Linked DNA regions of Homo sapiens: regions 1 and 2 are each linked to region 3. A link is a contact called in ENCODE Hi-C or POLR2A ChIA-PET data. All regions are on one chromosome and are shown on one strand. Each heading gives the region's core, a stretch centred on a gene start or an enhancer-like site at or near the end of the contact. The rest is flanking DNA. Distances are from core to core; before and after follow the strand shown. Region 1 has its middle 16 kb from the start of TMEM177. Region 2 overlaps EPB41L5 (erythrocyte membrane protein band 4.1 like 5). Region 3 overlaps PTPN4 (protein tyrosine phosphatase non-receptor type 4).

What was found. Hi-C counts contacts between places; a loop is a spot of excess contacts on that map. ChIA-PET counts read pairs that join two places held with the same protein, here RNA polymerase II (POLR2A). Pooled maps may share reads with other maps.
Region 1: a loop to region 3 is called in a map of naive thymus-derived CD4-positive, alpha-beta T cell, with 2.3 times the contacts of the local background. The contact joins two enhancer-like sites. A Hi-C loop is called at or near these places in 1 of 168 maps with a recorded cell type or tissue (naive thymus-derived CD4-positive, alpha-beta T cell) and 4 of 50 pooled maps. POLR2A ChIA-PET finds 5 or more read pairs at or near these places in 2 of 52 experiments (GM10248 and activated CD4-positive, alpha-beta memory T cell).
Region 2: a loop to region 3 is called in a map of naive thymus-derived CD4-positive, alpha-beta T cell, with 9 times the contacts of the local background. The contact joins two enhancer-like sites. A Hi-C loop is called at or near these places in 6 of 168 maps with a recorded cell type or tissue (CD4-positive, alpha-beta memory T cell, CD8-positive, alpha-beta T cell, naive thymus-derived CD4-positive, alpha-beta T cell and 1 more) and 11 of 50 pooled maps. POLR2A ChIA-PET finds 5 or more read pairs at or near these places in 7 of 52 experiments (CD4-positive, alpha-beta T cell, CD4-positive, alpha-beta memory T cell, CD8-positive, alpha-beta T cell and 4 more).

Annotation. Positions count from the first base shown.
Region 1 is chr2:119,693,631-119,696,714 of GRCh38, reverse strand. It overlaps a transcript of TMEM177 not described here. Among named protein-coding and RNA genes, the nearest start is that of TMEM177, 16 kb to the right of the region's middle. Within about 2 kb of position 1,379, at least 8 of the 41 ENCODE cell types and tissues checked have a DNase peak (open chromatin) inside an H3K27ac peak, as active enhancers do.
Region 2 is chr2:120,176,246-120,179,516 of GRCh38, reverse strand. It overlaps EPB41L5 (erythrocyte membrane protein band 4.1 like 5), which reads right to left. Exons shown (of 25, transcript NM_020909.4): 25 at 398-3,271. Among named protein-coding and RNA genes, the nearest start is that of TMEM185B, 46 kb to the left of the region's middle. RefSeq lists an enhancer at 2,284-2,383. Within about 2 kb of position 1,501, at least 2 of the 41 ENCODE cell types and tissues checked have a DNase peak (open chromatin) inside an H3K27ac peak, as active enhancers do.
Region 3 is chr2:119,928,174-119,931,338 of GRCh38, reverse strand. The region is part of intron 13 of PTPN4 (protein tyrosine phosphatase non-receptor type 4); the gene reads right to left. Among named protein-coding and RNA genes, the nearest start is that of EPB41L5, 83 kb to the left of the region's middle. Within about 2 kb of position 1,683, at least 3 of the 41 ENCODE cell types and tissues checked have a DNase peak (open chromatin) inside an H3K27ac peak, as active enhancers do.

The sequences.
Region 1 (3,084 bases), core at 130-2,629, 230 kb after region 3:
ACTTCCTCTTTGCTCCATCGTCACCTTCTCAGTGTAGGCTGTCCTTGGCCACACTGTTGAGAAATGCATCTGCCCCCTATACCCAGCCCTTCCCATCCCTTGTCCCACTGCTGCCCTGCTTATCATCCTGGATGCTCTATAATGACTTATTCCTTGTTTATTGGCTGTGCCTCTCACTAGAATATAAGAGCAGGCATTTTTATCCATTGTGATTTCTCTAGGGCCCAGAACAGAGCCTGGCACATATCAGATGTTCAATAAATGTGTGCTAATAAATGAAGGGTTGGTGGTAGGGATGTGGCAGGTTTGTGTGAAGCACTGCCCCCACACCGTGGTCACCATGAGGTCCGTGACAAATGATAATACCAGCAACAGACCTTCTCCCCAGGTCTAGTCCTACTGGGGTTTACAGTACCCTCAATAATGACCTCAACAGCTGCCACCCAGCTACACTCTTCCCTTGGTTCTAGTTTAATCCCTGAGGACTGAGCTCTGCCCTCATGCTTTTGAACAGCTGGGATTTCTGAACACTGTCCCCATTCAGGCTGCCTATACCTCACTCATGCATTAATTCACTGCATGCCTCCTGGGCCAGGCCCTGTAGGATGGTCTGCAGCCACAGAGATGAGATGGTCACAGCCCCTTGCGCCTCTCCCTAGTGTGGCTCACCCCTGAGGTCTGAGCTTGCCCACAGACTCAGGGCAGCTGCACACCTTTTGTTGGGTAAATCAAACAGTCCTAGGTTTCAGGCCAGGCTGGGCCATGCTTGCAGTGGGCCCCTGCAGAGCCAGTCCCCTTCTTTTGCTGCTGAGGCTTCCCAAGGCCACACAGCTGGATGGGGGCAATGCCAGGACTCAAAGCAAGATGCACGGTCAAGGCCACTGCCATTTGTGCTATACACCACATCAACTCTGTAAATCCACTCTCAAAAGAGGATCAACTGTGTACAATTTACCACCCCAGGGTGCTGTGAAGTTCAAAAAAATAACATATATGAGAGTGTTTACAAACTGATAAATATGTCTTACAAATCTGGACTTTTCCCCAGAGCCTTGCGCTGTGGCTTGTACATAGCGGGTGCTCACAAAATGCTTTTGGGTTGGATTCTCAGCCCGCAGGCCTCCCTCCATGGCGCTTCCTCCCCACCTCTCTGCCCTTGCTCCATCTCCCATATCCCCCACCCACTCACCAGTCACTGAGCACTCCAGCGGACCAGGTGCCCAGCCAGGTGCCCAGGATGCAAGAAGGAAGGCCAGGCCCTGCCTGTGAGACATTCACAGCCCAGTTGGGAGAGACAGACAAGGAAGCAGACAAAATGCAGTGTGAAAAGTGCATGGCAGAGTGTGCCAGGCTGCCATGGGAACAGAGGGGAGGGCTCGTAACCACAAGAATGAAAACAGCTCCTTACATCTGTGCATTGCTTTCTGCTTTTCAAAGGGCTGGGTGTGAAAGGTGGGGGAGGGATAGAGAATGAAGACATGGCGTTTTCCCAGTCCCATTTGTCCACATTCCGGGGCTGTCACCTTCGTTGAGCTTATGCTCTTTCAATGGAAAGGACACAGAGAGACTCTTTCCTACCCAGAAATGAAGGATTTTTAGCAGCTGTGTTGCACAATCATTGCCCGATGTTTGTTTTTCAGAAGGGCTTTGCCGTATCCGCTGACACTGAGCTGTAAAGACCCAAGCATTAAAAATTTGCAGCGCTGCCTCCCAGGAGCAGAATTCTCACCTCTGCTTAATGAGCCACTCCACACGTCCTTCTAGCTTAGTGCCCAAATGACATGAATTGTCCAAATAGAGTGAGTGAGCCCTTGTGGTGGTTTGGCTCCTAAGTGTGGCATATAAGCAGGCTGGGGTAGGTGATGCTGTGGTAGCAACTCCCAAATCTGGGCCTTAAAAGTACAGAGGCTTATTTATTGCCCTGACACAAGCACATGATGCAGTGGGCTCTGCTCCCCGCCACCCTCACCGGGGGCCCAAGGTCTGGGGCCCCATCAGGGGCGTGTACGACAGAGAAGGGCACCTTGGCTCTCAAATGCTTTCGCGGGGAAGTGACCCTGCGCATATGAAATCCACCGGCCAGAGCAGTCATGTGGCCACACCTACCTTCAAAGGGGCCAGGAGGAGGATGGGGACAGTGCCCGGCCAACAGCACTGTTGCACACACAGGGTCCAGGGCAGAGCCCGCTCCTGCACTAAACTCCAGCCCTGCTGTCTCTGAGGGGCCCTAAGGCCCTACTAAGAGCTGACCCACTCTCCCCACACCTCTGCTTCAGATATGCTGAGAATCTGGTGGGGGCAGTGAGTTAACATCACCCTTATTTAGGCTGGACTTCCAAATGCTGCCTGAGGGGTGTGTGTGTGTGGGTGTGTGTGTGTGAGGTGAGGTGAGTGGTGTGTGTGGAGGTATAGTGTGTGTGTGTGTGTGTGTGTGGTATACCACACAGGTGTAGTATGTTGCACATGTGTGGTAAGTGTGATATGTATGTGGTATGTGTTTGTGTTGTGTGTGCATGGTATGTTGTGTGTGGTGTGTTTGTGTGTTGTGTGGCACGTTGCATGTGTGTGGTACGTGCAATGTGCGTGGCATGTGGTGCATGTGGTATGTGTTTGTGTGTGCCATGTGTGTGGTGTGTATGTTGTGTGTGTATGTTGCATGTGCGTGATGTGTGTGGTATGTGTCATATGTGTGGTATGTGTAATGTGTATGCGTATGTGGTGTGTGGTGTATGTGGTATGTGTTTGTGTGTGGTATGTTGCATGTGTGTGTGGCTTGTGTGATGTGTGTGGCATGTGTGATGTGTATGTGATGTGTGGTGTATGTGGTATGTTTGTGTGTTGTGTTTGTGGCATGTGATGTGTGTGGTGTGATGTGTATGTGGTATGTTTGTGTGTGATATGTGTGATGTGTATGTGTGTCTTCTGTGACTGCAGCTGGTGGGCAGCGGTCATGTGGGTGGGTCACGTGGCACCCACAGGAGCCCTTTGCTTCAGGTGTGGCTGAGGCCTTTTTCCTCAGGCTGCATGGGCTTGAGAGGCTCTGCCCCCAGGTATTTAGAGAATGTCAGCCTCAGTGTTGGCTTC
Region 2 (3,271 bases), core at 252-2,751, 250 kb before region 3:
CTGGTGGGCGCCAAGAGAAGGAGAAGTCAACACCTGCATACTCTACCACACGCTGTGACACACACTTCATGTGCCATTTCAGACAAAAAACCTGAGGTATTAAGCAGTAGAGCCCAGATCCGATGTCCAAAGCTGTGGTGATACTGCACCATGCTGTCCTTGGAATGACCACCGTGCCTTCCAGGATATGCTGGGGATGACCAATGAGGTTTTCAACCTTTGAAAATGCCCCTACTCCCAAATTTACACCACAAAAACATGGAAATCAACCTAAAAACAGTGCGGCTGCTTCTGCTCACTTCCTCAGGTTTGTACCAACAGTGGATCTGGTCTAACTCTGTTGAGGTCAGCATGTAGGAATCACAGTTCCAAGAAACAGAAACAGTGCACAAAAACATGAATGTCTCACGAAGGTTTATTTGAATAGAGTTACATCTAGAGTTCTCATTTCAGTGTACAAACAACTCAGTGCAGTGTTTCTAATACAAGTCATATAAAACTGGAACACACTAAATGAATAGTGCACTTGATAGAAAAATAAATTACACTTTAAATGCTACTGCAAAGTTTTACACATATAAAAGGTAAACACAAAATAGTTAGTGAGACCCTCATAACCACTTATCATATCCAGATAAGGAGATAAAAGGGGCAAAGGAATCTGTGCTATAAAAAAAAATCTCTCTGAAGAGGAGAAATCCTGACAAGTAACTGAATGATCATCTCAAGCAATGTGGTGACATAGGGACTTACAGATCGTATCTCTTAGAACTGGGAAGGAATCATAGCTCTACCAATGTGTTAACACAACCCAGTTCAGCTCAGGGCAAATTTCTATAATTCAAACAAATGTCCTCATACTAACGCCTAATATGTAGGAAAAGTTTCCAACTTTCTTCTGACCACTGAAGAGGTACAGTGTTTAAATTTTTGAGAGGATAAAAAGGACAAATAATCTAGAAATGTGTCTTCTTCAGTCTGCAGAAGACCCCAGGTCTCCAAGCAACCACATGGTCAAGGGCATGAATAATTAAAAGTTGGTGGGAACTCACAAAGACCCTCAGAGCTGAGACACCCACAACAGTGGGAGCTCACAAAGACCCTCAGAGCTGAGACACCCACAACAGTGGGAGCTCACAAAGACCCTCAGAGCTGAGACACCCACAACAGCACCTCGTTCAGCTGCCACATGTGTGAATAAGGATGCAATGTCCAGAAGTGTTGGCTGCCTCCAAGTGACAGGTAACACTGCAGAACCTATCTGAGGACCTGCCAGCCTCCCGTTTCACGCAGCCACTCTGCTGCTCTACAAAGTTTCACATCAGGGGTCAGCGGCTTTGTAAAGGGGACTCCGCAGGAACACAGCTGTGCTGGGGCTGCTGCTGCTGTACTGCGCCAGCAGAGCTGAGTGGGACAGTATTTACCATCTCTGGTCCTTTACAGAACAAGACTGCTGACTCCTCTCAATGACAAGACAAAAACTCTGCTTCTCGAGACTCTTACTTAGAAAAATAGCAGATTTTTCTCTCTGTGACTGATAAATAATTCTGCTAACAAGACTTCTGAAGGAAATCTTCATTTTGGGGCTTAGCTAAGAGAAGAAGAGGTGCAAGTTTTAGCCAGAAGTGAGAAGCATAAGATAACAAGTAGTCCAGATCCAAGAACCCAAGAACAACTCAGGGCTTTCATCCTTAAATCTCCATAGGATATCTGTGATTGTACAAAGGCAAAGGCTAGAGACAAATGTTAGGAGACTATAAGAAATATTTTTAAAAGTTTTTTCTTAAAACAATGTATAAATGTTAAGGAAGTAAGCACACAAGGAACAGAATCATTCCTCTGTTCAGCAGTGTCTCCTGAAGAGTAGGAATGAAATGACCATGACCTCCTGTGTGTCAAAAGATGATGCTACTGACATGTCACAAATTAGGTCTCACTGATTAATTTACAAGTTCTCAGGCAAAGTCTAGAGCAGGTAACTGAAACCTTCACGTCTTATTTTAAACCATCCTGTCAACTCCCACTTCCCCTATCAGGGCTATGAAATGGACTGAGTTGAGGTTCCTCTCCTGTCTGCCCGCAGGGAGGCAGCACTATCTGCTCCCCGCCACCCCACCGTGCTCCGTCCGAGGCGTGCACGGCAAACCCTCAGCAGTGCCCCCGGCTGCCCCTTCTCCAACCTCAGCCCAGTCTCACCAGCCTGCTTCTCACCCACTATCATCTCCAACCTTTCTCTTTGAACCCATCAAGGATGCCGGCACACATGCCTCTCTCTTCTCAAGAGACAGACATCTCCCCTTCCCTACCTGCCACATTCGTAGACCACCTCAGCCCTGCCTCTCCCCACCACACTGTTCTCAGGGGAGCAGAACAGGAAGAGCTGTTACAGCAGCTCTGCGCATGGCAGCAGCAGCAGCTATGACAGGAAACCAATCCCCAACACGCATTTAATCTGTCGGGGCCAATTCAGCATTCAAGTATGAACTTCCGTGTTTGCCACTTCATGTCAGGGCATGAGACAAAGTTTCCTCTGAGCTTGAAATTCAAGTGAATTTTAACAAAGTCCCTACCAATATTCTAACTGTCAAGAATACAGGTATCCAACGACATAAAGGTCACAGACTATGTCCAACTACCTAATTCCTAATTTTAGGAAGTTTAAAATAAGGATGTTGTCACCTCCTGAACTGGATGGGAGATTTAGGTCTTCCAAGGCATAATGCCTCAGCTGCTCTGTGGTGAGCAGCACAACGGTAACCCTGTAGGACATCTACGGTTGCCAAGACACTGAAAATTTGATGCTCATTCCATCATGTCCTGGGTCAAGCCCCTGGTTCTAGGTGTCACCTTCAGCTTTGAGAAAATATGTCCTATAATTAAGAACTGGCAAGAGCCCCACCAGTGAAACTCAGAAGCTGTTTTTAGCATAATGGCTAAGGGGAGGCAGCCAGCAAGAAGTGTTGACTTTCCTTCTGCAAAAATGTTTTGTGCAAACGTGGGTTCCAATCACTACAGCTCCCTGGGAAACAGTGCAAGATTAAAATTCCTGAGCTTTCCAGTCAGACACTAGTGTGCGTTTGCCTGGACACACGATTATGTTATAAGGAGCCCAGGAAAGTCCAATCCATGAAGTTTTAAGGATCTAAGACTGGATGTTCTTTTATGCTAAGCAGTACAAATTAGTGCTTAATTATATACATATTGCAGGACAGAAAACTAGAAAGCAAATTCCAGGAGGTATAGCTTAAGATCAGTTCTCCATAACGAGGGA
Region 3 (3,165 bases), core at 434-2,933:
AACAAATAAAGTATTTTTTATATGCAAATTCAGATAATAGACAAAATTAGCTGAAAATATATGTTATTTCTTTAAATGCCTGGCTTTATGAAGTGCAGAGTTAATGTGGAGGCGAATAATTTAAGCTACATATATAAAGTATATAATAAATCATCTTGTAAACAGTTTTATATTTCAGTAATTAACTGAAGCATATAAAAACTATATGTATTTTCCATTCCAGCACAATTTACAAAAAATGAAACATCCTGTTGTCTTCCTACAAAAATCAGATCATAAAAATTTAGGTAGAAATACCTATTTGAGTAAAATTTAAAAATGAAGACTATTTTTGGTTATAGTTAATAAGAATCATAGGCCTTTGTTGTGTGACTTTGGATTTATTTTCAGATTTTCTTATATTGATAAAGAATTGCAGGTAGTATTGGACTTGCTTTTTTAGCTCATTGGGATATTTTTCTCTCATCATGTACTATGTATACACTTCTGTATGGCTAAAAAAAAAAAAACAATTACCAAGGAAGGCACAAAGCAAATGCAATATTAACTCATCTGATTACATTAAAACTTAATAACATTAGAATTCTGATACATAATGATCTCATGAAGTTTGAAGTTTCACTGCCTGCTAGAATTTCCTTTCCAATATGTTAAACGTGTAAAAAGAAATGTCGGACTAACACGCACAATAACACTGACCAAAGAGAACTGAACAAATTGTTATTATGTGTACAGTAGGAAGCATTAAAATAATGATAAGGACTCTGAATTCTAGATGTGGCTTCCTATTAGACAGACCTCTTATGTTTCTGTATCTAAATGTATAAATTTATTAGCATAATATGACCCATAGGTCTCTCCCTACCTCCTGAATTTTATGATTTATGAATATCCAAATTTTCAGGGCAATATTTTAGCCTATTAATTTTACTAAACCACGAAAAATTTAAGTTACTTATGAATCTACACCACAGAAGTGTCCTGTCATTTCAGCAATTCATAGCTAAAACTTTTTTAGTTTGGCCTAATGACATTTCCTTAATCAAAAATCTTGTAGGCATTTTATAAGACATGGAATGTTATTAGTTTTAAAAAAGATACATTGACTCAGATTTCATTTTCCGTAAGTGAATTCAAAGTAATTTAGGTGTGAACATTTCCCATTATCACAGGTTTAAATTATAGGATTTTTTGATTTGAAGACAACTCATGACACCGTTTAGTTCAACTCCCTCATATTGCAGTGCAAATTTTCTTATCAGTCACAACAGAATGAAAATAAAGTATATTACCTCATGCATAAAACTTTGATTTTTAAAATAAAGATTAACATTTATGGCTCTATTAATGCTAATTCATAATGTAATAAACTATTATTTCCTCAAATATTAAACTACGAAATGTAAGCTGTATGAAAGTTCACTAACTGTAATCAATAGATCAACTACTTTCATTTTCTAAAAGCTGGAAAAAGTCATTTGAAGAAAAAAAATTCCAGCACACTCACCTAGTCTGAAGCGTCAGAACACTTTATTGCTGTTAATGGACTAAACATGGCTGGACACTTTGAACTTAAAACCAAACTTCATGTATTTTATTTTATTAACAGTTTTAACCTCAGGGACCCACCCACTCAAGCTTGCTGTCTATGTTTCCTGTTGAGTGTGGAAATTTCAGAGAAAAAAATACCACACAGCATCAGTGTGTTTGCGATGTGGTAAGCTTCTTTTCTGTCTAGGGCACCTTATTTTTCTGTTGTATGAGAACATTGTTTTTCTCTTTTCTTAGATATATTATATGACAACTGCAAAATGTGAAAGCAATTTGAAGAGGTGATAATCAGTATATGTGCTGCTGAGGCGAACACAAAGAGGTGATAATCAGAAAAAAGAAAAAACATTTAATGATTGCTAAAAAATTATTATATGAGAAGTTTAAGGAGGAGCCTTTTCTATCTACTCATATTGCCAACTAAAACCCAAAGAAAAAAAAAGAACTCTAGGTTATCTGGTACTTTAATAAAATAACTTAATAATTACTAAAACCATTAGAGAATTTTGGTAGACATATATCTGTTCATTACAATTAGATCCTAACATATTAGAAAAACAATCCCAGAAAAGCTTATCTTTCAGAGAAAGAGAGATCATTAAACAGCCCAGTACTATTACAACCTCATTGTAGCTGATACCTTATTATTTCAGAGGAACCACACAATTCCAGAAAAACAAAAGGAAGAGAGTTATCTGAGGCTTATAATATTGAAATTTTACCTCTACTATTCACGGAATCATGGCTATTTGTTTTATAAAATAACCTATTAAACAACTATACATTTTAATAATGAATACACAAAATGAACAACTAAGATGCAGGTATAACTCTGCTTATTTCTAAAATCTGATAGGATCAAAACATGAAAACATTAACACTTATAAAGAAACCATTTGTATGTGATATTAACTTAATACATAAATATGCCTACGATCTGGTACTCGTATGAGGATATGCTGCATACAACTAGTGACCACATCGCACGTTCTACACTGTTTATAAAAGTCAAGCAGAAAGAAGACACTTGTTAAGAAAGGAAAGTTTTAAGTATATTGCTACGCTGTTACAACACTAAGAATCAGAAAAATATTTTAAGAAATGTTATTCGTTTTTTAAAAAATACATGGACTCATTTCATTTTCCATAAGTGAATTCAAAGTAATTTAGGTGTGAAGATTTTCCATTATCACAGGTTTAAATTATAGGATTTTTTGATTAGAAGACAACTCATGACACCGTTTGGTCCAACCCCCTCATATTGCAGTGCAAATTTTCCTATCAGTCACAACAGAATGAAAATAAAGTATATTATCTCATGCATTTGATTTTTAAAATAAAGATTAACTTACCATTTATGGCTCTTCTATTAATGTTAATTCATAATGTAATAAACTATTATTTCCTCATATAGTAGACTACTAAATGTAAGCTGTATGTCACATATTACTGTGACATCCTTACAAAGTCTTAGCAACAACTCCTACTCTGGAGGCAGGGACGTGGCTCAGTAAAGGGAGGAATCCTAAAAGTTAAGTTTACAGTTTACAATCAAAGAATTTAACTGTTAAAAGATTTATTGCCATTATAAATGACTAGATTTTTGAACAGCAA